Linked DNA regions of Homo sapiens: all the other regions are linked to region 1. A link is a loop called in an ENCODE intact Hi-C map of the cell type or tissue named here. Cell type or tissue: ascending aorta. All regions are shown on one strand. Links, peaks and the distances in the headings refer to the core of each region. The heading gives the core; the rest is flanking DNA.

Region 1 (10,551 bases), core at 742-8,741:
AGATTCATGGGGAAGAAATACAGGTCCTACCTCTAGATGGAAAGTCCCACTGTAAGAATAACATGTGGGATGGAAGATATTGTTGCAGTCATTTTTGGAAAATTCAATCTGCCATCAGGTCTGAGTCATTAGATGAATGAACAAGCTGGCAAGTTAGAATTTTGAACCAGGAATGGAACTTGGCAGATGTTATCCCCCTCTATTCCTGGTCATCTCTGGCTCCAGATTCCCACTGAGATCAGCACAAGTTGTACCCATATCAGGAAATCTAACCAAGGCAATGTTCAAACCACGAAGTCTTCTAAGGAAAGAGAGACAGACTGCCCTTTCCTCCCACTCCTGATCTCCCTGCCTCCTTGGAGACCTAAGCTTGTCTGGGTATTTATGTCTCCCTATTTTCCAGAATGATTCCCGCCTCCTATTCTATGGGGACTGTTCCCCAGGGTCTGCAGCTTTGAGGTGTTTGTAGCACACCCTGCTACTTGGGAACTTACTGCAAATGCAGAATCTCCACCCCACCCTAGACCTGCAGAACTTGCATTTGAACAAGATCCCAAAGTACTTCTTATGCTTATTAAAGTTGCTGCAGCTCCAGAATAGGGGAAAGAACTTGATTTGAAAGCTGTCACTGGGCTTCAATTCTAATTCTAGCTTTGCCCACTTAATAGCTGGACAAAACCACGCAAGTTATTTAACCTCTCTGGGCCTCGGTTTCCATAATATGTAAATTAGGTATGATGATAGCTGTCTCAGTGTATGTGTATGTGTGTTTGAGAGAGAGACAGACAGAAATAGAGAGAGACAGAGAGAGAGAGAGTGATTGTTCCTCCCAAGGCAGAGAACCAATACATTTCAACTCTAAAGGCCAAGCACCACTGTCAGCCCCACCTTGAAGGGTGGAGACCTCTCCCACAGCCTCTTCCTGCTGTGGGGTCCATCAGGAGGCTGCGGCGGTCGGTGAAAATGGTGAGCAGCTAGCGCTGCAGTGAGACAGCAAGGCAAACCTTTCCTCTGGAGCGGCTGAAGCGGGAGGCTCAGGGAGTCCTCCTCCCAGGAGACAGCTGTCTCTCTGAAAGGCAAGGGGGTCTTAGGAAGCCTGCTCTCCTTTGGAGATGTTATTTATTTTTTCTAATAGAGACTGTTTATCACCCACTTACAGGAGTTTTGACTGGGGCTTTTTGTCACCCCTTAGACTCTGGAAATTAGGTCAATCCCCTCCAGAATTTACTTGAGCTGGGAAACTTTACTTGCAGTGGCAGCAAAGGGGCCCCGCCAGCGGGCTTAGGGAGGATTCACAGAACGACGGTCCTTGTGCCCAGGGCAGTCACAGTGGTCACCTCAGCTCTCCCCGCCATGACAACAGCCACTGATGCCAAGGCCCGCCAGGCTCCAGGTGTCTCTGTGGGGATGGGGGAGGGCTTTAAGTAAAAATCATACACCAGTATCATCCTGGAAAGCAGGAGGAGGACCGGGAGAAATGTTAACAGGATCGTTCAATATTCAGTCCCTCTAAGCCTTTATTCAAAATGTTCTCAAGAATGATCTCATCCTTCCCTGATGATGCAAGCTGTGAAGTAAGCTTGGGTCCTACTATATCAATACCAATAGCTGGAAGTCCTTCCTTATGTCTAACTTAAAGCCTTACTGCTCTAAGTATCTGCAACTAGCTTCTCCCAGCACCTTGAACATAATAAGTTTTCTGTAAATACATGGTGCATTGTTGCTCTGGAAGATTGTCCCCCGAGGAAGGCAGAGAAAAATCTCTTCACAGCTTTTCTGCTTTCCTGGCAGGTCTGGTTTCCTTAAGGCTAGACAGCCCAGGTGTGCTAAGGGTCTTACTAGGCCCACTGGCCTCCTCCCCACAAGAGTCCAGACAGACAATCAATGCTGAAATTTTCCTTCACAATTGGGCAAAAGCTGTGGGGACATTTGATTTTCTTTTCCCAAAGGAAACTGACATTGAGGTGCCTCGTTGAAGTAGAAATAAAAACTAGGGAAATACTGCATCACAGAGATCAGGGATTCTCTAGCAGGAAATTTGTTTCAGAAAAAGATCCGGCTGCTGATCCTCAGGGTGACCAAGCCTCGGTTTGTCTTCTGTACTGTGGCCTTTCTGCGAACGTATGTCTGTTTGTTTAGTTGCCCTGTAAAGTTCAGGCAAATCTAGGTAATTGTATAGATACTGTTCTCCAGTTATTTATTAACACATTTCAAAACATGTCTGCAGAATGTGCTGGTGCTATAGCAGGCATCTCCTCAGAGCCTAGCATCTGCAGGCAGGATTGAGTGTCCTGGGATGGGTCATCTCAGGGTCCTTGGAGCAGGGACACAGAGGTCCTCACCCAGCGTCTTCTGAATCACTGTGAGGCTGTGGGCCAAGTCTCTTTCCTAGCACAGCCACACCCTGCTGGAAATGAGAGGCAGCAGAGGAAGCTGATTAAGTGAAGTTAGGGAGCTTGGGAGCTTAGGAGCAAGGAGGAGGGGCCGACAGCAGATCAAACCTTGAAGGCAGATGCCCCAGGGAGGGAGCGGGGAAAGAGCAGGCCTCCTCCACACCACCTGGCTAATCCAGAGTCACCCAATCTGGGTAATATAGATGAGTTCTGATGATGAGATCCCCACATAACCAGATGGAGAAGCCCAGCCCCACAGCCTGGGGTTGCAACTTGCATGGCTACAAAGGCAAAAGGTTTCCCTGAAGATTTTCTCTCAGCCCGTACAGATCTGGGTCTGGCTTCAGAGTTGAAGGCAAAGATTGAGGGGTCTCTAATAGTGGGGTCCTGAGGTCCCCTGTCTCTGTGGGAAAAACATGGAGGACTTGCTAAACTTTGATCCCAGACTGTGGACTGATTATGGGCTACAATGGGAAAGGACCGAATTAACCAGCCGAAGGGGTCAGTATCTGACCTGTGGCTGACAAGGTCCCCAGATGCCTCACCAGGAACAGCCAGCCTTCACCTTCCTGGAAATTCTCCCATGCTTTCTAATCACAACTTAGCTGCTCAGTGTCTCAGTTCCTCCCGGGAGTATTATCTGTCATTTCAGCATGCCAGCACCCTGTCAAACCCATCTATTCATACAAATGTGCTAATAGGAGAGCCTTCTCTTTCTTCCAGAAGCTTCTGTCATGGGCAGAGGAGGACAGAAAAAAAGGACAGGAGGGGAAAATGGGAGAGGAGCATCCTGCAGCATTAGGGACCCACATTACAGTGATTGAGAGAACAGAGGGAATCATGGCAGACCCATGGGGGGTGGTGTTTACGACAGATGGGGTCTTGCAAGGGAACACTCTGCTCATCAATGCAGAGGCAGATAGCTAACATATCTGCAAGAGGACCAGCTCCTGGGAGCCATCCTGTGAGGTACTATGAAATCCCTGAATGTCATTTCACATGTCTGTATATTTGAGTCTGCATGTGGGGTGATGGAGGTGGAAAAAAGTTTACACTACCCACCACAAAGAATTCCTATCCAAGATGTGCCCATGGAAGTCACCAGAGACTCTCACCATCCCTCCTGGCCTGCCCCACCCTCTCCCTCCTGGGTGATTACCCCACTCTCCCTTCTCCCATTCCCCAGTCAAAATTCCAAGATCTAGGGCCTCCAACTCCATTTCCACCCATAGCTCTCCTTAGGGACTACCTTCCAGGGGCCCTGTTAGAGTGAGCTCATTTAAACAGTAAATGGAGTCACTCAGCAGCAGCTGGCAAGTGTTTTCAATGAGTTGGAAAATCAGGTTGAAGGTATCGTGAAATATGGTGCTTACAGAGAGGCCCAGACGCATGGGCTAAGTACTTTGTGATTAGGCCTGCCTTACCCATTCCTCCCTCCAGCCCCATCTCTTCACCCTCCTTCTTTCCTTCTCCAGAGTTTTTAAAGTTAAAATGTGCCTGCGTATTTTATTAATATCTTGTAAGAGAAGCTTCTTCAAGCAAACGGTTCTTTGCCTTAGGGGTCAATGTGATCTTTTTTGTACATGTGTATAGCAGGATATGTTGGGCTTGTAAATGTGTGTGAGTTTCTGAGTGTAGGTGCCGAATAAATGTTTATTGATGATGCCTACCTATGCAATCTGCATGGTGCTTGTATTTCTATTGCTTGTGCATTTGCACATCATAAACACAAACACACACACACACACACACACACACACACACACACACACAGGCTTGCTTCCAGAGCCATACATGCTCTATTTTCAGTTTCTGAGTGTCCTAAGAGGTTATATCCTGTCTAGATGGACGGACCGAGAGTACACTTGGATTTCTACCAAGATATATTCTCCTAATTCACCAGAACCCCCCGCTTCCTGCCCATCCCCTACACAGAGCATCTCACGCCATGCAGTGCAGGGAAGCACATTCCTCAAAGCTCAGCTGCCCACCTCTGAGCAGGTGCAAATCCACCCACTGCATCCTCCCATCCACCTTTCTCCCCTCTGACTTCTGCTCTCCTCCTAAATGGTCTCTTTTCCCCCTGCCTCCTCCTCCTCCGTTTCCCTTCTCCAGAGAGGCAGAGGTTAGGTGTGCTTGACCATGATTCACCAAGTGCAGACATCAAAACAGCAAAGGGATGTGGACACCATCTCCAGCCTCTCGTTTCATGGACTGGCTAAGGTTCAGGGATGCTGAAGGATTTCTCCCATGTGCCCAAGGTAGTTCACAGAAGAGCCTGCTCCAGAGCGTGTGTTTTCCCAGCCTTTCCCACAACCTGGCCCCCGGTGGAGGAAGCGGTTCCCCTCCACCGACCCCTGCCTCCCACATCAGAGGTACTGCACCCAATGAGTGCGGCCAACCAAGACCACCAGGGGATGAAATGAGTCACATCGACTGTCTCTAGGATGGAAACTTGGTAGGGATTCTGTTTCCTGTGAGCAGGAAGAACGCGAGATGAGACACAGGAGGACCGATCCTGCTGCTCTCAGGCCTCTCATATGACTTCACAGAGGACAACTTTGGCCCCTCCCCGCCCAGCTCTGGCAGGTGCATGTCAGTGGACTCTGTCCAACAGGCAGAGTCCACGGAAAGGAAGGACAAGATGATGTAAGCATGAGATCCCAGATGCTGGCCCTGGGAGGGGTTTTAGGGACCATCTCCTCATTCAGTGTCTTTGCATTACACAGAAACTGGGCACATAGAGGCTCCAGGACTGGCCAAGGCCACCGGGACCGGTCCCAGGCTTTGCACTCCCAGGGTGCTGTCCCATTTACAAACCCTCGCCGTCCATTCCTTTTTGGAGTGAGTCCTGGTGGCACTCCTATAGGAACAGCGTGTGGGGAGGCCTAGGTGTGGCCTGGCCTCAGATGAGGACACCATCCAAGTGACCCGGCCGCTGCATCCCTGCTCTTTGTGCCACACCCCAAGTCCCTTTGCTTCCCGGAGATGGAGCAGATGACAGAGGCGCACGGAGGAAGCGGGCCTGGGGACACACGGTGTGCCGAGCTCTTTCGTCCACCTGGGTCGACCTCCACAAATCTACTGCTCCGGGGTTCCCGCGCGGGTCCCCAGGCAGCCAGGAGGTGACGCGGTCGGCGAGGAAGGGGCTGCGGCCGCGCGGTTCCTTCTCCAATGACAGGCGCGCCCTCTGCTGCTAGAACTAGGAAGCGCGCGCCTGGCCCGGCTCAGAGCCCGAGCTTGGAACCCGCAGCCGCCCGCACCCTCCAGAGAAACCGGCTTAGAAAAGCCTGCCGCCGCGAAAGCAACCAGAGGCCCTCCCGCTTCCGGGGTGCTCTGAGGACTCAGACAGGAGGGAATAGAACCTGGGAGGAGAAGGAAGAGGAGCTACCTGAACTCTGTGAGGAAAGGGAGGGGATCCTTGCATTTGGGATTTAGGACAAAATCCTTGCATTTGGGATTTAGGCTCCTTCCCCATCCTTTGTCCTCTCCACGAAGCTCCTCTCACCCCAACCACCAAACTGTGCCCATGAAGTGAATGGCCCAATAAGGAGCCTGTGGGAGCCACAGTGTCTGGAGATTTTACTCGGCCATCTCTTGAGCCCTGGGAAAAGTTTTAAAATGTTCACTTTGGCAACTTCGAGCCTGGTTCAAAGCATGGTGTCTCCGCAGGAAGAGTACAGGACTGGGAATGAGGCCTCCTGGAATCTGGTTCCATTTCAACCACTCTTTTCCCCTGTGCTAAGTCCCGTGTCCTCTCTGTGGCTCAGTTTCCTGACCTATTTATTACATGGGCCTCTCATGTCCCGGAAAATTCACTGAGGTACCAGGTATGCTACAGCACTAGCAAGCCGTCGTGCCACTGCCCTGCTCTGGCTGGGTTGTCTTTTCCTGGAAATGGGCAGTGGTAAGAGGAGGGTGGAGACAGAGCCTCCGGCCATCTCCCCTGCTCCTCGCCCCTGCTGGGACTCCCACTGCGCAGTGTTTCCCTCTTACCTCTGGACAATCCCACAGACTCCTTCCTCCAGGCAAGGCATCCCCAAGGAAGTGCAAATAAAAATGCTGTTGGTGGTGGAGGCAACATATTCAGTGAAAATCCACCAAGGTTACTGGCTGAGGCTGGAGCAGGATGGGGGTGAGGGGAATACTGCTCGAGGAAGGCAGGAGGGACCAGGGAAGAGGTCCTTGGACAGCACCAGCCGGAGGGTCCTCGCATGGGGCCTTGGAGGCGGCAGGGAAAGGAAGCTTCTCTCTGATTTTAGAATGTCCGTGGAGACAGCCTTGAGTTGCTTTCCATGTCAGATCACAAGCATAGGCTTTGGGAAGAACTGGTGAACAACTATAAGGTGGCATTCTCCTTGTGCCTAGGACAGCTACTGACCCCCTCAGCCTCACTGACCTCATCCAGAAATTGCAGATGTAAAACCTACCCCAATGCAAGTAAATTCCTTCACCCAGTAAGCAGCATAGTAGTGCACAAAATTATTGTTGTTATTATTATCATGATCATCGTGGTCCTATCAGGCCTAACCCTCTCATTTTCTGCATGATGTTCCCTTACTTGAATTTCTGTTTCCTCATCAACAAAAGTCATGTTTGCCCCTCCTTAGTTCTGGGGGTTGTGGTGGGGAGGAGGAAAAAGGCATCCCAGGTGCATCAGCAGAGGAATGTCCCTGAAGGACCCGAAATGCTATTATTGAAGGCTAAATGTTCCGTGGCTAAAAGCTGCTATAGCGATCTTTGCATCCACTTGATTTGAATGGGCACATTACTGTAATGTCCCAGTGCTGCAGTCAACACGGGGAAGGTTGAGCTATTTGTAACAAGATGCATGAGCAGCATAAAGATCAAATGGTGGAAGAGAGCACGTCTGGCTCACTTGAGAAAACAGGGCTAGTGGCTTTGAATATGGCTGGAATCCATCCATGGCCGCCTGCCTCAGAAACCGCTGCCTGGGGCTTGCTGTAGGGAGGACTGGAAAGACAGGAGCAGGTGGAGAAAGAAGGCAAATATGAGGAGGAGAGAGACATAGACAAACCACTGGACACCGTGAGAGAGAATCCAGTCACAATTCCAGCTCCAGGGGCATTATGGATGCTGAGAGTCCCGTCCTCCACCTGCAGCTCTGAGAATACCACCTACCATCCAGCAAGCTTTCTCCAAACCCTCATATCTGGACTGAGCTCCTCATTCTTTGGTGTCAAGCTGTTCAGGTGAGCAGCTCTAGCCTATTTCTCCCCCTGTTCTCCTGTCCACAGGGACAGAGCATGCTACAGCCGCAGGTCTCCAAGGCTCCATTTGGAACAGAGGTGGGGGCGCGATTGATGCCCTGGAAGGACTAGGGAGGTGGCAGGAGAAGGCTGGACAAAAACACTTGCAGACCCTGATCAATACACCCTCCAGGCCAGCGCTGCCTTTTAAGTCATCTCCATTGCCCCCCATCAGCTCCTCCCCAGAACTTCATTTGAAACTAATATTGGGAAGGGCCTGGGAGGAATGTCATTTGGCTGAAATCAAACCCCCCATGGGATGACCAAACACTCATCCTCCTTTTTCTTTTCCTTCCAAACCCTGGGAAAAGCTCTGGGTCTTGGTTTTGTTATCTGCAGATTAAGAGTAGGAGTCCAGGCTCTCTAAGGACCCTACTCACTTCTACCTGGCAACCTGCATAACTCACGCCCTCTCCTGACATCACATGTGGCACGGACTCACACTCACGCTCAGCGTTCACTCCTATTTCTCAGCCTCATCTCCACACGTGGTGTCCCTTTGCCCTCCCCACTAGCAAGGCCGGTGCCTTTCAGCACTGACATTCTGATGGCTGCTTCCGCCCTCCCCACCCTCCCTCTTATCACAGGAGGCGTTCCTCCCAGCTCCCCCTCACCGCATTGGCTGCCTCATGCCACTCTTTTTTATTATTATGGCAAAATATTCATAACTTATTTTTTATCATTTTAACCATTTGTCAGCATACTATTTGGTGACATTAAGTGCATTCACAATATTGCGTAACCATCACCACTGTCTCATCATCCCCAGTGCAAACTCTGTACCCATCCCCAGATAACCTCTAATCTACTTTGTCTCTATGAATTTCACTAATTTAGGTTTCTCATATAAATTGAATATGCAGTATTTGTCCTTCTGTGTCTGGTGTATTTTGCCTAGTACAATGTTTTCAAAAAGTCTGTCCATGCTGTAGCATATATAAAAATTCCCTTTCTTTTGATGACTAAGTAATATTTCATTGTATGGATATACCACAGTTTACTTATCCATTCATCCATCAATGGATACATGGGTTGCTTCTACCTTTTTGCTATTGTGAATAATGCTGCTGTGAACATTGATGTGCAAACATCCCTGCCTTCAATTTTTTTTCAGGATCTACCTAGCAGTAGGATTGCCAGATCCTACGGTAATTTTGTGTTTATATATTTGAAGAGCTGCCAAACTATTCGCAGAGGTTGCACCATTTTGTATTCCCACCAGCATTGTATGGCGGTTCCAATTTCTCCACATCTTCACTAACACTTGTTATCTTCTGTTTCTTGATTATAGCCCCCCTAGTAAGTGTAAAATGGCTTCATTTCTTCTTAACTTCCCTCAGCACTCAAGATCTTTGTACTTGTGTCTGTCAGCCCTAATCTTACAGCACACTAGGCACAAATAACCCAGTTGAAGGCTGAAGGCTCCTTAAGGCCAGTTTCTACTGTCCACAGGCCACCAGGCAGGGCCCAAGGGCGGCGTGTCAGTGGGAATAGCCAGTGTCTCCATGAGCCAGTTTTGGTCACCGTTGTCTGCCTTAGACTGCAAGGTCCTGAGCCCAGCTGTCAGTCCATCTCCTTGGCAGAACCTGGAATGCCCAATAACTTAAGAGTGGTGTTTGAGGAATAGGGAGAAAATTAAATGTAAGACGATTTTTTTTAAGTTGGAGGACACTGAGACTAAAAGGACAGGACCCAAAGAGTGAAATGGGAGAGGAGAAAGATTGAAGGAGAGAACTAATCCCAGAATCCAATCTCCAGTGAGGCAGATTCTGCAAGCTCCTTGGCAGTGCCTGATTCTGATGCCTCATGGATCTGATCTGGGAAATTGAAGAGATGGTGTAGCCCAACTCCACACCTCCTTCACTACAAATCAGCTGCAGGGGGCTGAGGGGCACAGCTTCCCCTGGGGCTCTGCTGGGCTCCGAGGAGCCTGGGTGCCCCCAAGAATTGCAGCTGGGGCCCCAGCAGGCTGTCCAGCCATTGTCAAGACAGCTGTAGCTCTGGGCATTGCCAAGGGAGCTTCTCATTGCCAGGCCCTGGAGGGCTGCAGGCTGCCCCAGGAGAGGGGCCCTTGGGGACTTGGCCACAATGGAACCTGTGTGGTCCTGTTAACCAGTCAGTGGCTTTGTCCTTGCTTCTTCATGTCCAGACAGCCATGGGAAAAGCAAAAGAGATGCCCAGAAGCTCACTAACAAGGTGGGATAAGGGAGATGAATGGAGACAGCCAGAAAGTCCGGAGAGAAGATTGAGAGTAAGCACACACTGGGGCAAAGAGGGAATGGAGAACACTGATCAAAGGTAAAACCAGTGTGTAGGTCTAAATTGCAATGCTTTCCCCTCTCTGGCACCTTCTCACTCCCTCTTTTCTCATCTCTCTCCCAGTTACTATCAAAGGAAAATTTATGAAGGGCTCGAGGCATTGGATATTCCCTGTATTTCAATCTAAGTTTTTGCAATCTCCAGTGAACAGCTCGGCTGCCTCTGCCTGTCAGGGAATTTAAATTGCAGATGGGATGGTGAACCCATGCCCAGAGCAGGAGCAGCCCCTCTAGTGAGCACCAGCATTGCTTAGCAACTAGGTTGGGAAGAACTTTAGGAAGCAGCAGAAAGTTCCACTCTGGAAAGTGCCCTTGAGCCAGGGCATCTCCTGGGAACAGGGAAGGAGTGTCCCGGAAAGAAGCAGCAGCCAGGTTAGAGATCTGCTCAATCCAGGGTCAGGGGTATGGCCAGGGGGTACAGTCAGCACCACTCTGCTCAGTCACCATTGAGTGTGTCCTTCACCGAGGGACAAAATGTCTGCCAGCCTCCATGTAGTTTTTGACATTCATTGTTTTGTAGAGAGCTTTCAAATGCATGGTATCTTCCCTATGTACCCCCTCACACCTCAC
Region 2 (10,551 bases), core at 1,745-9,744, 90 kb before region 1:
AGCTTTTAAAATCATGTTATGAGTGTCTCTTGGTGTGTGTGTGTGTGTGTGTGTGTGTGTGTGTGTGTGACTGATTTCAAGGAGAAATGTACCTTGAGCTTATTTATCTGTAAGAAACAATAGAAACTTTAGGTATTATTCTTTCTTCCCTCTTTCCTTCACTCTTTTCTTTCGTTTCTTCCTCCTCCTTCTCCTCCTTCTTTGGTTTAAAAATATAGAAAAGTACGAAGAATAATAAATGTTATGCACTCAACACCCCAAACTAATTTGTGCCTTATTTTGTAATATAAAATAAATAGAATCTCTAGATAAAATGGAAGCTTCTTCTCTTATCATTTTCAATTCCATTTTCTATCCTCTCTTCCAAGGTACTACTACTATCATTAATTCAGTGTGCATTTTTTTAAAATCTTATTTTTTATATTATATAAAACACAATACATATACACATATAATAGTATTAAGTTGTGTGTTATTTCCATGAATGGGATAGTATTGAGCACAGCATCCTGCAACTTACATTTTTCACTCAATATTATGCTTCTATTCATGATGATACACACAGATCTAGTTAATTCATTTTACTTGCTGAATAATATTCAATTATATGACTATATCACAATTCATTTCATTATTTACTGGACATGTTTGTTTCTCGTTTTTCAGCATTGCAATCAAGTTTACTATGGATATTCTTGTAACTGGCAATTTGAACACATGTTAGCATTAATATCTGGACATGGAATCATATGTTCATTTTAAATTCCTTTAGATTGCAGACAACAGAATCCACTACAGCTTGTTTAAGCCAAAAAAAAAAAAAAAAGGCTTAATTAAATGATCTTGGATGGCCATTTGGTTTGGCTGTGTCCCCACTCAAATCTCATCTTGAATTACAGTTCCCATAATTCCCATGTGTCATGGGAGGGACCTGGTGGAAGGAAGGTAGAAGCTACTTGAATCATGAGGGCAGTTTCCTCCATGCTATTCTCGTGATAGTGAATAAGTTCTCATGAGATCTGATGGCTTTACAAGGGGCTTTCCCCTTCACTCAGCTCTCATTTCTTCTCCTTTCTGCCGCACTGTGAAGGAAAACATTGTATGTATGTACATTGGTAGTATGTTTCCTGAGGCCTCTGTAGCCAGGTTGAACTGTGAGTCAATTAAATCTCTTTCCTTTATAAATTACACAGTCTCAGGTATTTCCTTATAGTAGTGAGAGAACAGACTAATAAAGACGGCCTATAAAAATTCTGGGAAGGCCAGAGAAGTAGGCTGGAACAACATTGTCAGGGATGTTTTGATTAGAAAAATACTTCAATACATGACAGGATTGTTCTCATAGAAACACCAAAGTTGCTGCTTAGAAACCAAGACTCTTTGGCCTGGACACCAGAAATTTGAGTTCTGCTGCCACAGAAGAACTGGATAACTTTCTTCCCTACCATTTTGTAATGCCTCCTTTATCAAATATCAAAGACCCACATATGCTTGGATCTGTATTTGGACCCTCTATTATGTTCTATGGATCTAATTGTTTATTCCTACAGCAATACTACATTGATTTAATTATTATGGCTTAATAATATGCCTTTATATTCAGGAAAGCAAATCTATCTTCTTTTTCAGAATTATTTTGATGGTACATTTATATGAATTTTAGAATCAATTTGTCAAGTATGAAAATTGTGTGGCAATTTTTACTATATTGAGATTGAATTTATAACCTAATTTTGGGAGAATTAATGTATTTATAATAAGATCTTGCCATCCACAAATATGGTCTAACCCTCTAGTTATTCAATTCTTATTACATTACTTAAACTCTTGTACTTACTTTATTCTAATTATTCACAGGTAACATTTAGGGATTTTTTGGCTATTGTTAACACATCTCTTTTAATTTAAGCTTTCTAATATGGTTAATACTGATGTGTGGAGTGTTATAAGTCTAGATATGTTGATCTTCTAACTCACAAAACTAAATTTTAAAAATATTGATAGCTTTTCCACAAGTCATTTTTTAATTGAAAATCAAGTATTGTACAAATAATAATTGCATCTTTAGCTTTCTTATATATTTTTGTGTTCAATTGCATTTGTTAGAACCTTAAGCACAATGTTGACATGTGGCATGATTGATAGTGGGCATTCTTGTCTTTCTTCCTTTAAGTGAATGTTTTCAATATTCTATAATTAATTATAATATTTGCTATAAGTAATAGATGGCCATTATTAGGTTGAGGGCTTATTCTTAATTTGCTAAAAGATTTTTTTAATTATGACTGAGTATTGAGTTTTATCCAACCATTTTTCTGCATCTATTGAGATAATACATTTTTTTCTCACAATGTTTCTAAAGAAAATAGACTATCACAGCCAGAATGGAATAATAGAATATTAGATTTTTAGCAATGGAAGAATCCTGAAATATCATCCAGTGTTCTTAATGGGACACCATTGGCATTTGGAGCTAGGAAGAGTATTGTTTACCCCACATAGTATAGCAGGGCTAGCAAGCCCGGCTGCCACTCACTAAAAACCAGATGCACCCTTTAAGTCATCTGGAAATCAAGATGCTCCCATGTATTTACAAAGGTCCCCAGGAGGTGCCACCATGTCACTTTGACATCCCAAGGATCCAAAGACAGTCTAGAAACCTGCAGGGGCTTGTCCTAAACCTGGGAATTACTAAATCTTTCCTTTAGACTTTCACAAAAGAGTTTTTATGATGCTACCCTGCTGTGAAATCTTCACTCCCACACTTCTCATCTTTGTTGAAGGGTTAAGGTATTCTGATTCGTTCTCATTTTCTTTTGTTCCTGCCCTAGGCAATCCTGCTGAGGATCTCTATTTTCCCTCATCGTAAACAATCTGTCTCTTCTCCCCATCCCTGCTTGCTGTTCTCTGGAGAATGGTGCCTGACATGACACCAGACAGCCCACCAGGAGTCTTCTTGAATCCATGGATCTTAGTAGAGAAGCGGGTGTTCAAACCAGCCTGGCTGGGGAAGTAGACCCAGTCATTCTCTCAGCAATGAGGACTGGCTAGAGACAGCCTGAGTCCAACATGGACTTCTTTTGGTTCCTAAAGGAGGAACATTTGAATCACAGAAGCAAGCAACTGGAAGACAGGTTAGAAATCATTATTCCAACACTTCCTCAATATAAAATCTGGCATGACAATTTCCTAAGTTTCAACTAATTTTTTATGGTCATGAAATAAACAAGAATTGTCAATGAAGAAGAGAGAAAAAATAAGGTTCATAAACCCCTTAAAAATTTACCTTGATGGACAGCATGGTATAAAAGATACTCTTCTCCTGCCACCTACTAGCTGTGTGACCTGGTACAAGTGGCCTAGCTTCCCTGAGCCTCATTCTACTCCTTTCTAAAATGAAGATGAGGAAAACCATGTGGTGAGGACAAAAACAATGTGCATATAGCAAGTACTCAATAAATGCTAGCTAGCGTTATTTTTCCTGGGAACTCAAGATCGCATAGACAGCTCCTGTGTCTGCCATTTCTAGCCAGAGCTTTAGCACAGACCAATCCTAGCAAGGATTACATTCCAGAATAAATCAAATTAGAACTTCAGTTAACAAAAGTCTTGCCTGGTCAGTAAGGCAGAAGGGAAAGCTATCATCAGTTTCTTTATTGAAGACCTCGCAGGAGAGACTGCAGGAAATGTAATCCATCCATACATTCATTCATTCCAGCAAGGGAATGGAAGCAAGAAGAGCTCTTGCATGTTAAAACCATGCCCTATCCCAAGGACATGGACAGGAAAGTCAGCAAAGAAGAAATATAGCTGGCCTGTTAACAAATTTAAAATTAGCAATTTTAAATTTATTAAAATTATTAGCAATGTAAAATTTGCAAATAAAAATGTCATTTTTCCACCTAAGAATGAGTCAATGATTTTTAAAATGAGAGTTCTCAGTGTTTGTGAGGGTGTGGGAAATGATCACTCTCAAGATTGGAGGTGAGAATTCAAATTGATGAAACCCTGTGGCTGGGCAGGAAAAGTGGGTGCAGTGGGGAGGGGATGGTACAGCAGGGTCTGCCTGGCCCTCAGTGCCTCTGAACTGGCTCCACCCAGGTCTGTCTGCTCTGCCCCAAACAAATCCTCTTGACCCAGAAAAAAATGTGCATTTGCATTGACCTCACGGCCTCATTTCTAGAGATTTATCCTTGAAAGTAACAATGGGGTATGCAAAACATATAGCTATAATGATGTTCTTCACAGCTCTGTTTGTACTATTTAAACACTGGCAGCCACCTAAATGACAGCAATGGGCACTTGGCTGAGGTGGCCACACAGCACGGAATCTCAGGGGCTCCAGAGCCAGAAACAGCAGGGTCAGTTTCAAATTCCAGCTCCTCTATTCACTGTCTATGTGACCTTGAGCAAAACATTGCCTCCAAACCTGTTTTCTTACCTATAGAAAGTGGATGATAATAACAGTATTTACCTCATAGAAATGTGGCTAGGAATAAATTAGATGATGTGTGTAAAATGTAGCCCATAGGAAGTGTTTTATAAGTGTTTTCTATTATTAAATAAATTATGCTATAATCATGATGAAATTCATTGCAAACATAAAAAGGATGCTGTAGAAAACTAATGACAATGGAAAATGTTTATGGATATTGTTATGTGCAAGGAGGTTATATTACTGCAGGATATCCATTTTTGCTAAAAAATATATTTTTCAGAGGGGAAAAAAGGTGAAATAATTTTTACATCAAAATGCTAACCATAGTTATTTCTGACTGATGGAGTTATAGGGGATTTTTGTTTTATTATTTGGGTTTTTCTATATTTGCCAATTTTTCCTTAAAAGTAGGGAGGTGGAAAGAGAGTGCCATCAATAACATGACTTTCGTTGCTGTCTAGGTTAATTATAATTGTTCATGATAAATATGCAACAATAATTGTTTTTATTTATAAAGATGCTGTAGAAAATGGAGATGGAGAATGGTGTCCTACAAAATTCCCAGCAAAGTGTCCCTGCCTCATCCCCTTCATGGAAGGAAATAGCCTAAGAAACCCCCCATTCCAAAGGACAGCAGGTTCCCCACCCTGTGAGACATCCTGAGGGACCTCACCTGAGTCTGTGGGTACCACTTACAGTGTGAACGTAGGCAAAGGAAAGAGAGTACAAGGGACTGGGGGCCAGGGAGGAAGTGGCTCTCAGTGGTCTCCTTTCTTTACATGTCCCATTCCACCTTCCTTCCCCTGGACCTTGTCTTCCTCTTTGGCTGCTGCTGTTTTTTGTCCAACTTGCCCAGGGTCCACCATTTCCCCACTGTGTAAAGTTTTGATGTGTGTCTCTTGACTATTGGATCTCCCCGGGCAGAGCAAAGAGACTAGAATTCCCCCTGGAGGCATCTTGGCCCCAGTTTACCATAAAGGAAGGTCCCAGGCAGGACAAGCAATTTGCTAGCCAGGTCCCCTTCCAAGTCAGGCCAGACCAGTCTTAGAGAGGAGTTAAAAAAAAAAAAAAAAAAAGGCAAAAAGAGGAGTGGAGGCACATCCTTTCCCTTGGGCAAAGGAAAAAGAAGATGGGTCTGGGGACCCCTGAAATGAAGTCAAGTGGCCTTCTTTCCTTTCACTAGATCCACCCTCTCATCCCCCAAGGAAATAACATTTTTCATGAGCACAGAGAGGTGGGGGCCACCCACACATAAATGGCATGCAGAAGTAGTTTTCAGGGTTTGGTTGTTTTAGTCCAGAGGCCATGGGGGGGCAAAGAGTTCTCATCATTTCCATGGACCCCATCATTGTTACTTAGCATTTATATTGCATGGCTACAACCACAGAGTGCCTTCCAATCACATTTAAAAACTATTTGTGGAGCCAGCTACCTGCAATTATTCCTCAGCCTATTCCTGGGTATTTGCATACTCCAGGATGGCTTTGTGAGGAAGATTTTCTAGGTGATTAACCCCTGACTCAATGATGTTCCTAAAGAACTGTGATTTAGGTTGATGCTAAGAGATTAATAGGAAGCCTCTCTCCCCTGTCTATAAAACAAAAAATAGTGATATTTCCTGACTTGCCAAAATCACAAGACTACAGGTAATAAATGAATGAGATTATCTGGGAAAGACTTGAAAACCTCCTAAAAAGAGGTATTTGAAAGCACAGAGAGGTTTTAGGCCCAATTCCATCGGATTGCAAAGCAGTGCTCTTGTAGATGCACCGTACTACCTTGGGAAAAAAAGTGGTTTCCAGATTGAGCCTGCTGACAGGTCCTAGGGGACTCCAGCTGGCATGACTGCATTGCAGCCACAGCCTTGACTTTTTCAGCTTTGAATACTTTGAAAGGACAAAATGTCCTTTCCTGTTCCATCTCTACTCGAGACTGTTGACTCCCACTCGCTCAATCCTTGTCATTTCTCGGTTTCAGGGAAAAGAGTCACAAGGGATGCTGTTTGTGAATAAAAGTGGGAAACAGAAAAGATACTCAGAAGAGCTACATGGGGGCCAGAGGCAGCCCTTCCCTGGTGTCAGGAGCCTGTCGCTCTTCCCTCCCTGGCCCCACCTGCTTTCCAGCATTGGCTGGAATGTGAAGCAGATAGTAAGCACCCCACTTATAAAAGACCCTTTCCTCTCAGTGGGAGATGTATCTTTTGTTCCCAAAAGCTTAGAGCGTAAAGCATTTTGGACTCATTCAGGACTCTGAATGGCGCTACCTGGGGCAACTCAGGAGTGAGTCATAAGCTGTGTTTTACTAATTGAGTTAGGACCTGTCAGTCATCAGTTATGCCAGAAATACACTGTGAGCTGGATGAAGCTTCCCAGGAAAATAATGGGCTATGCAAAGTGGATGCAGGGCATTGAGACAGAAGAGAGAAAGGTGCAGGCAGAGTGGCAGGTGCATATGTGGCCTCCAGGGAGGCAGACACAACCACCCATTGCCACAAGGCACTCTCTTGCTCTCGCTCGCTCGCTCTCTCTCTCCTTGCACCAGATTTTTCAGAAATCAGGCCAAAGCTATTTTAAACATTGTGATTACGGTAAAAGAATGAGCATGGTCAATGCACCTGGGAGTGGGTGCAGGACGGGTGGATGGGTAGAGACCCATGCTGGGCAATTTTGATTCAAGGTGCTGAGAAATATGATGGCAGAGCAAGCTCCCATCCCTCAGGGCCCCCATAACAGATTTGCTGTTGCCAGAGAGGAATTTCCCATCATCCTCCCCTCCTCTTGTCAATGGCTGGCACTGTCTGTGCTAGAAGGCAGGCTGACAAGGTTAAGGGGAGAGAAGATCTGATATGCTATCATACTTCCCAGGTCCATTACAGGCAGGCTTGCGTGGAGTGGGCCCATGGCTTTCCTCTGCTTCCCTTTCCAAATAACCCCCCAGTGTGCCTCAGACAGTTCTGCCAATCAGAGACAGAGATAAGAAGCTGACTCCGAGTCCTCTTCCCAGAGCCTAAGCTTCAAAGGCAATTATTTATGGGAGCTCTTGGGTGTCTGTCAAACTCCAGTCTAGGGCTTGCAGTAGAACCACATGGAAGCTGCCACTGCAGCATGGAATGCACTCTGCAGAGCCAGGTGGGGTTGGGGTAGCTCTTACACATACCCTCTGCGCCATGTCAGTCACGTCATTCCCATCATTGACAAGGCATGGCCATTAAAAGGGTCATGTCCTTTGCTGAAACTGCTGTGTGTGAGTCTGTGGATGGGGGGGCTCTTGATCTCCTCGAGCTAAAGGGTCCACACTGCCACTCCCACCCCAGATCATCAGGACCAGGGCTACTCAATGTGTGTATCAGAGCCCATTTGCAAATTGCCTGTTACTGGTCCACAGCGAGGTCAGTGATGAAATTAAGGGTAAGCATTTTGAAACTTGTATAGTAATCTGACAGGGCAATCAAATGTGTTTATCCTAATAATAAAAAAGGGGCTTTGCATGCTTATATTTTTATTTCCCCACAAATATATTCTAAAGAATACATTTTTAACAAAAATACGTATTTTATTAAAATATTCTATAACACATAAACAGATATTTTATTTTAAAACTCATTCAACAACAAATTGTAAAAGAAAAATTCTTGTGGGCATTTAGTGCTATAAATTTCCCTCTACACACTGCTTTGAATGTGTCCCAGAGATTCTGGTATGTTGTGTCTTTGTTCTCGTTGGTTTCAAAGAACATCTTTATTTCTGCCTTTATTTCGTTATGTACCCAGTAGTCATTCTGGAGCAGGTTGTTCAGTTTCCATGTAGTTGAGCAGTTTTGAGTGAGTTTCTTAATCCTGAGTTCTAGTTTGATTGCACTGTGGTCTGAGAGACAGTTTGTTATAATTTCTGTTCTTTTACATTTGCTGAGGAGAGCTTTACTTCAAACAATGTGGTCAATTTTGGAATAGGTGTGGTGTGGTGCTGAAAAAAATGTATATTCTGTTGATTCGGGGTGGAGAGTTCTATAGATGTCTATTAGGTCCACTTGGTGCAGAGCTGAGTTCAATTCCTGGGTATCCTTGTTAACTTTCTGTCTCGTTGATCTATCTAATGTTGACAGTGGGGTGTTAAAGTCTCCCATTATTATTGTGTGGGAGTCTAAGTCTCTTTGTAGGTCACTCAGGACTTGCTTTATGAATCTGGGTGCTCCTGTATTGGGTGCATATATATTTAGGATAGTTAGCTCTTCTTGTTGAATTGGTCCCTTTACCATTATGTAATGGCCTTCTTTGTCTCTTTTGATCTTTGTTGGTTTAAAGTCTGTTTTATCAGAGACTAGGATTGCAACCCCTGCCTTTTTTTGTTTTCCTCCCTCAATAGATGCAGAAAAGGCCTTTGACAAAATTCAACAACCCTTCATGCTAAAAGCTCTCAATAAATTAGGTATTGATGGGACTTATCTCAAAATAATAAGAGCTACCTATGACAAACCCACAGCCAATATACTGAATGGGCAAAAACTGGAAGCATTCCCTTTGAAAACTGGCACAAGACAGGGATGCCCTCTCTCACCACTCCTATTCAACATAGTGTTGGAAATTCTGGCCAGGGCAATTAGGCAGGAGAAGGAAATAAAGGGTATTCAATCAGGAAAAGAAGAAGTCAAATTGTCCCTGTTTGCAGATGACATGATTGTATATCTAGAAAACCCCATTGTCTCAGCCCAAAATCTCCTTAAGCTGATAAGCAACTTCAGCAAAGTCTCAGGATACAAAATCGATGTACAAAAATCACAAGCATTCTTATACACCAATAACAGACAAACAGAGAGCCAAATCATGAGTGAACTCCCATTCACAATAGCTTCAAAGAGAATAAAATACCTAGGAATCCAACTTACAAGGGATGTGAAGGACCTCTTCAAGGAGAACTACAAACCACTGCTCAATGAAATAAAAGAGGATACAAAGAAATGGAAGAACATTCCATGCTCATGGGTAGGAATAATCAATATCGTGAAAATGGCCATACTGCCCAAGGTAATTTATAGATTCAATGCCATCCCCATCAAGCTACCAATGACTTTCTTCACAGAATTGGAAAAAACTACTTTAAAGTTCTATGGAACCAAAAAAGAGCCCGCATCACCAAGTCAATCCTAAGCCAGAAGAACAAAGCTGGAGGCATCATGCTACCTGACTTCAAACTATGCTACAAGGCTACAGTAACCAAAACAGCATGGCACTGGTACCAAAACAGAGATACAGATCAATGGAACAGAACAGAACAGAGTCCTCAGAAATAACACCGCATATCTACAACTATCTGATCTTTGACAAAACTGACAAAAACAAGAAATGGGGAAAGGATTCCCTATTTAATAAATGGTGCTGGGAAAACTGGCTAGCCATATGTAGAAAGCTGAAACTGGATCCCTTCCTTACACTTTATACAAAAATTAATTCAAGATGGATTAAAGACTTACATGTTAGACCTAAAACCATAAAAACCCTAGAAGAAAACCTAGGCAATACCATTCAGGACATAGGCATGGGCAAGGACTTCATGTCTAAAACACCAAAAACAATGGCAACAAAAGCCAAAATTGACAAATGGAATCTAATTAAACTAAAGAGATTCTGCACAGCAAAAGAAACTACCATCAGAGTGAACAGGCAACCTACAGAATGGGAGAAAATTTTTGCAATCTACTCATCTGACAAAGGGCTAATATCCAGAATCTACAATGAACTCAAACAAATTTACAAGAAAAAAACAAACAACCCCATCAAAAAGTGGGCAAAGGACATGAACAGACACTTCTCAAAAGAAGGCATTTATGCAGCCAAAAAACACATGAAAAAATGCTCTTCATCACAGGCCATCAGAGAAATGCAAATCAAAACCACAATGAGATACCATCTCACACCAGTTAGAATGGCAATCATTAAAAAGTCAGGAAACAACAGGTGCTGGAGAGGATGTGGAGAAATAGGAACACTTTTACACTGTTGGTGGGACTGTAAACTAGTTCAACCATTGTGAAAGTCAGTGTGGCTATTCCTCAGGGATCTAGAACTAGAAATACCATTTGACCCAGCCATCCCATTACTGGGTATATACCCAAAGGAC
Region 3 (10,551 bases), core at 1,333-9,332, 73 kb before region 1:
TCACAGATGCTATTGCAACTGCCTCCAGAGTCCCCTTCCTCCTCTCTTCATCAGCTTGATAACTCTTCCTGGTCCTTCGAGTTTAGCTAAAGGGTCTGATTCTGCAGAAAGTCTTTCCTAACTTCCCATACTAACTCTTCTTTTACCCTGCTTCCTTCACTACCCTCTTGGATATTGTTATCAGATTCCTTATCCCATGATCCTGCAATATCCTCTGTCTCTGTGCATCTTCTGCACTATACTGTGAGTAACTCTAAGGCAGGGACCATTCCTCTGACTCAAACTGGAAGCCCAGTGCCTAGCATAGAGGAGGTACTTGCTGTAAGTGTGTTGAATGACTGAAGTGTTCTAACCTTCGCTTGCCCTGAGGGTCGGCAGATTTCAAACAATCCCTTCCTCAGCACACACGGCTTATTTTTAGCATTAGTGGTTTATCTCCCAGCGAAATTTGGTGCCAGCTGTGGTCACCTGTTTGATTGCTCTCTGAGCTCTGCCTTTAACTAGAAATTAATTTGGATTACTTAAGCTTTCCTTGCCCAGCGGAGAAACACCGGCTGGGTAAATCCAAAGCTGCTGGCAATTTTTCCTTTTCTGTTTAATCTCCTTCTCTCATGCACTAACTCTAATTTTGTGCTTTCTGGCTTTCTCCCCGCTCAGTGCCCATTTTTAATCTGCCACATCTGATCCTTCCCAGATGTTAACTCACCTCAGATCTTTCACCTTCTCATCTGTTCATTCACTTCAGGGAAACTGAGGCTAGCCTTGCCAAGGGACCCAGCCACATCACTCAGGAAGTCTGGGGCAGCTCTGACAATGGGAACCAGAAATAAGAAATCCTAAACCCCAGTCTGTTGCCCTCTCAGCCAGATGTTTAGGAGAGTCAGGAATTTTAAAGGCCAACTCTTTGCCCAGAAGTTCTGACCATCGGCAATGCAGGCACGGAACATGGCAGGGCAGATGGGAATGGGCACAGAACATGGCCCCTACCAAACTCTCTTTTTGGCAAGACTATGTCCATTCCTACCTGGGGTCCCCTACTAGCCTCTGCCTGATCAGGGACTGCTTTCACTCTCCAGCTGGCCAGAGAAGACTGTGTTGTGCCAAGCTGTCTGAGAGCCAAAACAGAATTCATTCTAGTCATGAATGCCTACTTCTCTCCCACCTCCCCACCACATCAGCCTTCTGTCCTGCTGTCTTGGCAACAGACTGTCCACACCCTACACTGTCTCCAAAACAAGACTGGCTAGTCTCTATTGAGAAAGGGAGGGCTGGAGTGGGGACACCTATTGATCCCACAGACAACTGAGAGCTGGAACTTTAAGAAAACCAGAGACAAAATGTCTGGTGAGTTCTCAGGGCACTGGACAGGGCAGCTGGGCCTTTATGAGGAACCACTGATTTCTCTAAAGACAGCGTTAAGATAGTTAATTAAATATCAGCAATTTTCTTATCATTGTGAACCTGAATCTGCTATATTTTAAATTTCTACCCGTTGGCTTTAATTTGGTAGAATGTTAACCCATCTTAATTTGGATGCTATAATCCCTAAGTGCATCTAAGAAAGCATTTTTAAAAAATCATCTACTTCAGACGGTTGACTTATCTTGGACTTTTGTGGAGCTGTGCTTGCCTTATCTGTGCACCATATATGTCTTCAAATCTGGATAGAAACTGTCTCCTTCTTGATTTGTATTCTTTGTTCTAACCTCTTGAAATTTTTTAAATAACTGTTTTTTGTTTTTGTTTTTGTTTGAGAAAGTCTCATTCCATCACCCAGGCTGGAGCGCAGTGGTGCAATCTCAGCTCACTGCAACTTCCACCCACCAGGTTCAAGCGATTCTTGAGCCTTAGCCTCCTGAGTAGCTGGAATTACAGGTGCGCCACCACAACTGACTAATTTTTGTATTTTTTGTAGAGATGGGGTTTCACCATGTTGGCCAGGCTGATCTCGAACTCCTGACCTCAAGTGATCTGCCCACCTTGGCCTCCCAAAGTACTAGGATTACGGGCGTGAGCCACCATGCCAGCCCTTTTTTTTTTTTTAAATAATGAAAGCAATATGTGTTCACTATAGAAATTTGGGGCTGAATGCGGTGGCTCACACCCATAATCCCAACACTTTGGCAGGCCGAGGCAGGAGGATTGCTTGAGCCCAGGAATTTGAGACTAGCTTAGATACCAAAGCAAGACCCTGCCTCTACCAAAAAAAAAAACAAAAATTTAAAAACTAGCCAGGCATGGTGGTACATGCGTGTAGTCTCAGCTGAGAGGGATGGGGCAGGGGGAATCACTTGACCCCAGGAGTTCAAGGCTGAAGTGAGCTATGATCAAACCACTGCACTCCAGCCTAAGGGACCAAGTGAGAGTCTGTCAAAGAAAGAAAGAGAGAGGGAGGAAGGGAGGGAAGGGGAGGGAAGGGAAAATGGAGTAAAAAGGGTCTCTCATTGCTGCCTGATATGAGAGTCTCCACGGTTGTGTACAAACCCAACTATAAGGTAAGGTTCTAATTAATCCCCACCCCAACTTCCAAAGCTTCAAGGATACCAGATAAACCCCTCCAGCAAACTATGCCAGAAGGAGTAAAAGCTAAGTGATAAAAATGCTACCATAAATCTTCTTAAAGTGCCCTTCTGCCATGGGCTCCCCATATTCCTGCTCCCCATCCCTTTTCTAGCTCCTGCATTTAACTCTTCTGGAATTTTTTTTTAAGGTATTTCTACTGACCTAGTAGATAAGTGGACCCAGATGGGGATAAAAATTGGTGGCCTTGATTTGGCAATACCTATCAAATGTTTAAAACCTTCATATCTTTTGACTCCAAATCAATACTCTCAGGAATTTGCCCAAAAGAAGTAATCAACCATGAATATGAATATGTACCTGCCAGTATTATTTAAAATAATTTAAAAATTTAAAACAACTTAAATATGTATAAATGTTGATCTTAAGTAAAGTATGCTCTGCCAATACATTGAATTGAAAGTAATGTAGAAGATATACAAGAAAAGATTAATATAATTTACTGTATAAAAATACAAAAAAAAAATTATGGCAAAAAATAGCATTTACAAAATCAAGACAAATGAGTAAAATATTTGCAACATATATGACAGGCAAACTAATTTATTTGATATAAAAAGAGCTCTTTAAAATCAATAAGAAAAAATCTAATAAGTATTGGCCAATAACCAAGATGCTCAATCTTACACAATTAAAGAAATGTAAACTATGTTAGTAGCTACATTCCATTTTTCATCTATAATAAAGGCAAATTAGTATCCAATTATGACCAGAATTTAGAGAAAAATTTGTTCTCTTCATTTTTTGGTAGAAATATAATTTGATGCACTCTCTTTAAAAGATAAGTTGATAATCTACCAAAATGTGAAATTCTTAAATATTTCTACTATAGGAATGTATCCTCGTACACATATTTACACAGGTGGATTAAAATATATACATAGGATATTTACAGCAGTGTTGTTTATAATATCAAAAACCTGGAACAAAATAACTTAAATAAATTATGGCACACCCACACAATGGAATACTATGCTGTTATTAGGCAGAATGAGCTATCTGTATATATACTGATAGAGAAGGCATCATTCAACATATATGAATACATATGATTGATAAATAAAAGACAAAGTTAAAGAATATTTAAGTGTAAATAATTGCATCTGCAATACACACACACACACACACACATCTTTTTCCACATAAGCATAGAAAACTTCTTAGAGGATATGAAAGAAATATGAATAGTGGTGACTTCCAAAGAATACAACTTAAGGGTAAGGGAGATTTTATACTTTATTTCACACCATTCTGAACTATTTGATTTTTTTCTTTCAATACAATTTTTAAAAACACTAGCATGAACCATTCATTGAGCCATTATTAATCACTGACTGTTCCAGGAATTGCTTAGATGCTGAGGTCATAGTGGTGAGCAGGAAGACACTATCTTTTCTCAAGCGGTAAATAATAACATGAAATGAAAAGACTCTTACGATAGAGGGAAGGAGACTATGGTCACAGGGAGAACTGTCTGACCTTAAAAGCTTCAGGCAGAAAGAGGCTTAGCTATTTTTTTTTTTTTTTTTTTTTGAGATGAAGTCTTGCTCTGTTGCCCAGGCTGGAGGGCAGTGGCACTATCTCAGCTCACTGCAACTTCCACCTCCTGGGTTCATGCGATTCTCCTGCCTCAGCCTCCCGAGTAGCTGGGACTACACAGGTGCACACCACCATGCCCAGCTAAATTTTGTATTTTTTATTTTTAATAGAGACAGGGTTTCACCATATTGGCCAGACTGGTCTTGAACTCCTGACCTTGTGATCTGCCCACCTTGGCCGAGGTTTAACTTTTATAAGGAGGAGTAAACAAGAACGGGTATGATGGCGTTATCAGACAGTTGAAGAAAGACTTTTTCTTTGTTGTTGCCCTATTTTCAGGAGGGATCCTGAAGTGGGGCTATTTCTCTGGGTCAAGGTTCAGTGGCCTGTGGGGAGAGGAGAAACGTAACTAAAGTTTGACCAAGACAAGTTAGCGGGTATTTTGTTCAGATTTATCTGTAGGAATCAATAGTCCAGCTGTTCATGTTGAGACCAGGGTCTGTGTCTGGGCCGTTCATAGGTAAGTGAGGGGGTTATCCATGAATCTTGGATACATGGATACTTGGATCTTGATTACACCACTGCACTCCAGCCTGGGCAATAGAGTAAGACTCCATCAGGAAAGAAAGAAGAGAAAGAAAAGAAAAGGAAGAAAGGAAGAAAGACAGAAGGAAAGACAGAAATAAAGGAGGGAGGGAGGGAAAGGAAGGAAAGAAAGGAACCGATTAGAATCCCCAAAAGCCCTAGCAACAGAGCCAGTCTACTCCTGCTACATGCCAATGCTTTCTCACAGTTCTTCCTCAAGTGCCAAGGGGCAATAGGCCAAAGTCTAAAGGCAAGGCAGGAGAACTGAGAAACATTGGGAATGTTTGTTCTTTTCAGTAAGCCATTTCCAGAACACAAAGGGAAGAGGGGACTTAGCCATTGCTGTTTCCAAGGAGGATGGGGCTCAGGAAGAATTTAACACTGTCAAGGACAATTACAGCCCTCAAAGAGCTTTAATTGGGGGAGGGGAGATTTATGAATTAAACCATCAAATAATAGAATCAATAATAAATAAAAGTTAAATAACTGCTTTAAGATGCTTTCACAGTGACTCCTGGGCCCAGAGGAGGCTGTATCAAGTCCACATTTAGCTCTGTGGTTTTGCAGTTTCAAAAATACATCTGTATCTGTCCAGGACCAGAGATCACTGTAATAGAACAGATGGCACTGAAATGGACCTGATTATGTACAAAGATGTAGGATTCATTACAGCTCAATGAGGGAAGGAAAGGATTACCCAATAAATGGTGTTAGGACAATTAACTACCAATTTGAAGAAACAGTAATTTCAAAATCTCACTTCATGTACGCACTGAAATAAATTCCAGTTGGGTGGAAGTTAAATGTTTTCTTTCGAAACATCAAAATCTCAGAAAGAAATAGAATTGGATAGTCTCCCAACCTTTAGAGGAAAAAGAACTTTAGGCCGGGCACAGTGGCTCATGCCTGTAATCCCAGCACTCTGGGAGGCCGAGATGGGCGGATCACTTGATGTCAAGAGTTTGAGACCAGCCTGGACAACATGGTGTAAACCCGTCTCCACCAAAAAACACAAAAATTAGTCGGGCATGTGGCGCCAGCCTGTAGTCCCAGCTACTCAGGAGGCTGAGGCAGGAGAATCACTTGAACCCGGGAGACAGAGGTTGCGGTGAGCCAAGATCATACCACTGTACTCCAGCCTGGGAGACAGAGGAAGACTCCATCTCAAAAAAAAAAAAAAAAAAAAGGAACTTTACAAGTTTAGAAAAAATGCAAGGCATAAAAAGAAAGAGTAAATTCTATAGGTTTGACTACAAAAAAAGTAAAATACAGAACCAAACAGCAAATAAAAAAAGTTTCTGCAAACATAACAAATAGGCACTATGTTTAATATTTAACATCTAATATATATTGCTCAGAAAAAAAGTTAGGACTCTAAAATATCAATGGGCAAAATATACCTACAAAAGAAGTGCTGTAACTAGCAAAAAAAGATTTGCGACGTTTGGTTCCCAGAGAATAAGAATGTAAATTAAAACACCAAGGTATCATTTTCCTCCATTATTAGGTTGGTGCAAAAGTAATTGCAGTTTTGCCATTACTTTTAAATGGCAAAACTGCAATTACTTTTGCACCAACCTAATACATTGCCATAAACTTAAAAATAACACCTCTGGGGCTTCTGTTTCTGCTTAGGATGTAGAAAGCCACAGGTAAAGGCCGGGCATGGTGGCTCATGTCTGTAACCCCAGCACTATGGGAGGCTGAGGCAGGTGGATCACTGGAGGTCAGGAGTTCAAGACCAGCCTGGCCAACATGGTGAAACCCTATCTCTACTAAAAATACAAAATTAGCTGGGCATGGTGGCACGCACCTGTAGTCCCAGCTACTGGGGAGGCTGAGGCAGGGTAATCACTTGAATCCAGGAGGCAGAAGTTGCAGTGAGTCAAGATTACACCACTGCACTCCAGCCTGGGCAATAGAGCAAGACTCCATCAGGAAAGAAAGAAGAGAAAGAAAAGAAAAGGAAGAAAGACAGAAAGACAGAAGGAAAGACAGAAGTAAAGGAGGGAGGGAGGGAAAGGAAGGAAGGAAAGGAACCGATTAGAATCCCCAAAAGCCCTAGCAACAGAGCCAGTCTACTCCTGCTACATGCCAATGCTTTCTCACAGTTCTTCCTCAAGTGCAAAGGGGCAATAGGCCAAAGTCTAAAGGCAAGGCAGGAGAACTGAGAAAATCATCTTGGGGTACAGAGGACCTTCCCCAAGTGAGAGACAGTGGTTTGCCAAAGGCTGGGTACAGGAAAGGAGAGCTGAGAAAAATCCCTTAAGGGACATAAGTGCAGCACAGTGGCCTTCCTAAGACTGAAACCAGGGCCCAAGGGTGGAGAGAGGTCTCCCAAGTTGCAAAAACCCAGGAGCAGGACCCCAAACCCAAGCTGGCAGTTGTCTGCAAAGCGGAAAGAAAGAAAACCCTCCCATGGTTCAGAAAGCCGGCAACAGGGCTACAAAGTATCAAAAGGATTTTTGTTTTGTTTTTTTAAGTCTCACTAATGCTCAGATCCCAAGACCTGATGAAAGGATAGTCCTGATACCATTCTCAAAACATTCGAAGCCAGTGGTGAATTGGATCAAACTGGATCAAACCTTGCTCAAATATAACCTTTCATTGACTCAGATTCTTTTTTTTTTTTTTTTTTTTTTTTTGAGACTGTCTTGCTCTGTCACCCAGGCTTGAGTGCAATGGTGGGATCTCAGCTCACTGCAGCCTCTGCCTTCCAGGTAGCTGGGATTACAGGCACATGCCACCATGCCCAGCTAATTTTTGTATTTTCAGTAGAGACGGGGTTTCACCATGTTGGCCAGGCTGGTCTTGAACTCATGGCCTCAGGTGATCTGCTTGCCTCGGCCTCCAAAGTGGTAGGATTACAGATATGAGCCACAACACCTGGCATCAGTCTTTTATGCTAATAGTATGATCAAAGGGACATAACTGTTTTTGTTTGTTTGTTTGTTTGTTTGTTTGTTTGTTTTTGAGGTGGAGTCTAACTCTGTCACCCAGGCTGGAATGCAGTGGTGCGATTTCATCTCACTGCAACCCTGCAACCTCCACCTCCCAGGTTCAAGCAATTCTCTCATCTCAGCCTCCTGAGTAGCTGAGACTACAGGCATGTGCCACCACACTCAGCTAATTTTTTGTATTTTTAGTAGAGGCAGGGTTTCCTCATGTTGGACAGGCTGGTCTCTAACTTCTGACCTCAGGTGATCCACCCACCTCAGCCTCCCAAAGTGCTGGCATTACAGGCATGAGCCACCACTCCTGGCCAACATAACCTTTTCTGTGGGCAAACATTATTTACTTCAGACACTACTGTACTTTTACACACATTGCCCAACATAAAGAATTAAAACATCATAAGATAGCAAGAAAAAATGTGGCACATGGTCAAGAGAGGAACAGTAAATAGAGACCCAGATGTTAGCTTTATCTAGACAGCAACTATATGATAAATAGAATACATTAAATATATCAAAGAATTCACTTATATGAAGAATCTAAAAAAGTCAAACTCATATTAATATAGTAGAATGGTGGTGACCAGAGGCTGTGGTGGAAGTTGGTGAGAGTTAGGGGGATTTAAGGTGATGTTAGTCAAAAGACACAAAATTCTAGTGAGGCAGGAGGAATAAGTTTGAGATCTATTGTACAAGATGGTAACTATAGTTAATAACAGTGTACTGTATTTTTGAAAATTGTTAAGAAAGTAGATTTTAAGTGTTTTCACCGTAAGATAGGGTACGCACATGAAATAATCCATATGTTAATTAGCTTCATTTAGCCATTTCACAAATGTATACATATTTCAAAACATCATATTGTACACCATATGTATGTGTGTGTATATATACACACCATTTTTAGTTGTCCATTTTTATTTTTAAAATTTTTTTTATTTCCACAGGTTTTTTGGACACAGGTGGTATTTGGTTACATGAGTAAGTTCTCTAGTGGTGATTTGTGAAATTTTGGTGCACCCATCACCTGAGCAGTATACACTGAACCCAATTTGTAGCCTTTTATCCCTCACTCCCTTCCTACCATTTCCCTCTGAGTCCCCAAAGTCCACTATGTACGCCTTTGCATCCTCATAGCTTAGCTCCCACTTATGAGTGAGAAAATATAATGTTTGGTTTTCCATTCCTAAGTTATTTCACTTAGAATAATAGTCTCCAATCCCATCCAGGTTGCTGCAAATGCCATTAATTCATTCCTTTTTATGGCTGAGTAGTATTCCATAGTATATACATAGCACACTTTCTTTATCCACTCAATGTTTGATGGGCATTTGGGTTGGTTCCACATTTTTGCAATTGCAAATTTTGCTGCTATAAACATGCATGTGCAAGCATCTTTTTGTATAATGACTTCTTTTCCTCTGGGTAGATACCCAGTAGTGGGATTGCTGGATAAATGGTAGTTCTGCTTTTAGTTCTTTAAGGGATATCCGCACTGTTTTCCATAGTGGTTGTACTAGTTTACATTCCCACCAGCAGTGTAGAAATGTTCCCTTTTCACTGCATCCACACCAACATCTATTTTTTTTTTTTTTGTATTATGGCCATTCTTGTAGGAGTAAGGTGGTATCACATTGTGGTTTTGATTTGCATTTCCTTGATCATTAGTGATGTCGAGCATTTTTTCACATGTTTTTTGGCCATTTGCATATCTTCTAACAAAAAAGAAAACTACAGACTAATATCCCTGATGAACATAGATGCAAAAATCCTTAACAAAATACTAGCTAACCGAATCCAACAACATATCAAAAAGATAATCCACCATAATCAAGTGGGTTTCATAGCAGAGATGCAGGGATGGTTTAACGTATGCAAGTCAACAAACGTGATACACCACATAAACACAATTAAAAGTAAAAATCACATGATCATCTCAATAGATGCAGAAAAAGCATTTGACAAAATCCAGCATCGCTTTATGGTTAAAACCCTCAGCAAAATCAGCATACAAGGGACATAAGGTAATAAAAGCCATCTATGACAAACCCACAGCCAACATAATACTGAATGGGAAAAAGTTGAAAGCATTCCGTCTGAGAACTGGAACAAGACAAGGATGCCCACTCTCACCACTTCTATTCAACATAGTACTGGGAATGCTAGCCAGAGCAATCAGACAAGAATAAGAAAAGAGGAAGTCAAATTGTTGCTGTTTGCTGATGATATAATTGTACAACCAGAAAACCCTAAAGACTCCTCCAAAAAGCTCCCAGAACTGACAAATGAATTCAGCAAAGCTTCAGGATACAAAATTAATGTACACAAATCAGCAGCTCTGCTATACACCAACAGTGACCAAGCTGAGAATCGAATCAAGAACTCAAGCACTTTTACAATAGCTGCAAATAAAATAAAATACTTAGGAGTATACCTAACCAAAAAGGTGAAAGACTTCTACAAGGAAAATTACAAAACACTGCTGAAAGAAATCATAGTTGACACAAACAAATAGAAACACATCTCATGGTCATGGATGGGTGGAATCAATATTGTGAAAATGGCCATACTGCCAAGAGCAATCTACAAATTCAATGCAATTCCCATCAAAATATCATCATTCTTCACAGAACTAGGAAAAACAATCCTAAAATTCATATGGAACCAAAAAAGAGCCCACATAGCCAAAGGGGCAAGACTAAGCAAAAACAACAAATCTGGAGGCATCACATTACCTGATTTCAAACTATACTATGAGGCCATTGTCACCAAAACAGCATGGTACTGGTATAAAAATAGGCACATACACCAATGTAACAGAATAGAGAACTCAGAAATAAACCCAAGTGCTTACAGCCAACTGATCTTCCACAAAGCAAACAAAAACATAAAG

The links. Hi-C counts contacts between places; a loop is a spot of excess contacts. Peaks named below come from ENCODE experiments on the same cell type or tissue, not always from the same donor. Only the 100,000 strongest peaks of a DNase experiment are listed, where the experiment ranks them.
Region 2: it touches region 1 in a loop (2.7-fold over the local background); 22 of 110 quality-filtered maps call a loop at or near these places.
Region 3: it touches region 1 in a loop (2.5-fold over the local background); 2 of 110 quality-filtered maps call a loop at or near these places.

The regions. Positions count from the first base shown.
Region 1 is chr7:131,940,587-131,951,137 of GRCh38, reverse strand. It overlaps LOC101928782 (a long non-coding RNA gene), which reads right to left. Exons shown (of 6, transcript NR_110836.1): 6 at 2,185-2,407. Among named protein-coding and RNA genes, the nearest start is that of PLXNA4-AS2, 310 kb to the left of the region's middle. RefSeq lists a silencer at 5,575-5,634. In ascending aorta, for the core only: a CTCF peak has its summit at 5,601 (motif pointing left); DNase peaks (open chromatin) are centred at 2,377 and 5,547; H3K4me3 peaks cover 826 bases; H3K27ac peaks cover 2,652 bases.
Region 2 is chr7:132,031,919-132,042,469 of GRCh38, reverse strand. No RefSeq gene overlaps it. Among named protein-coding and RNA genes, the nearest start is that of PLXNA4-AS2, 220 kb to the left of the region's middle. In ascending aorta, for the core only: no CTCF peak of the experiment used is centred there; a DNase peak (open chromatin) is centred at 6,269; H3K27ac peaks cover 689 bases.
Region 3 is chr7:132,014,292-132,024,842 of GRCh38, reverse strand. No RefSeq gene overlaps it. Among named protein-coding and RNA genes, the nearest start is that of PLXNA4-AS2, 240 kb to the left of the region's middle. In ascending aorta, for the core only: no CTCF peak of the experiment used is centred there; a DNase peak (open chromatin) is centred at 4,930; H3K27ac peaks cover 1,428 bases.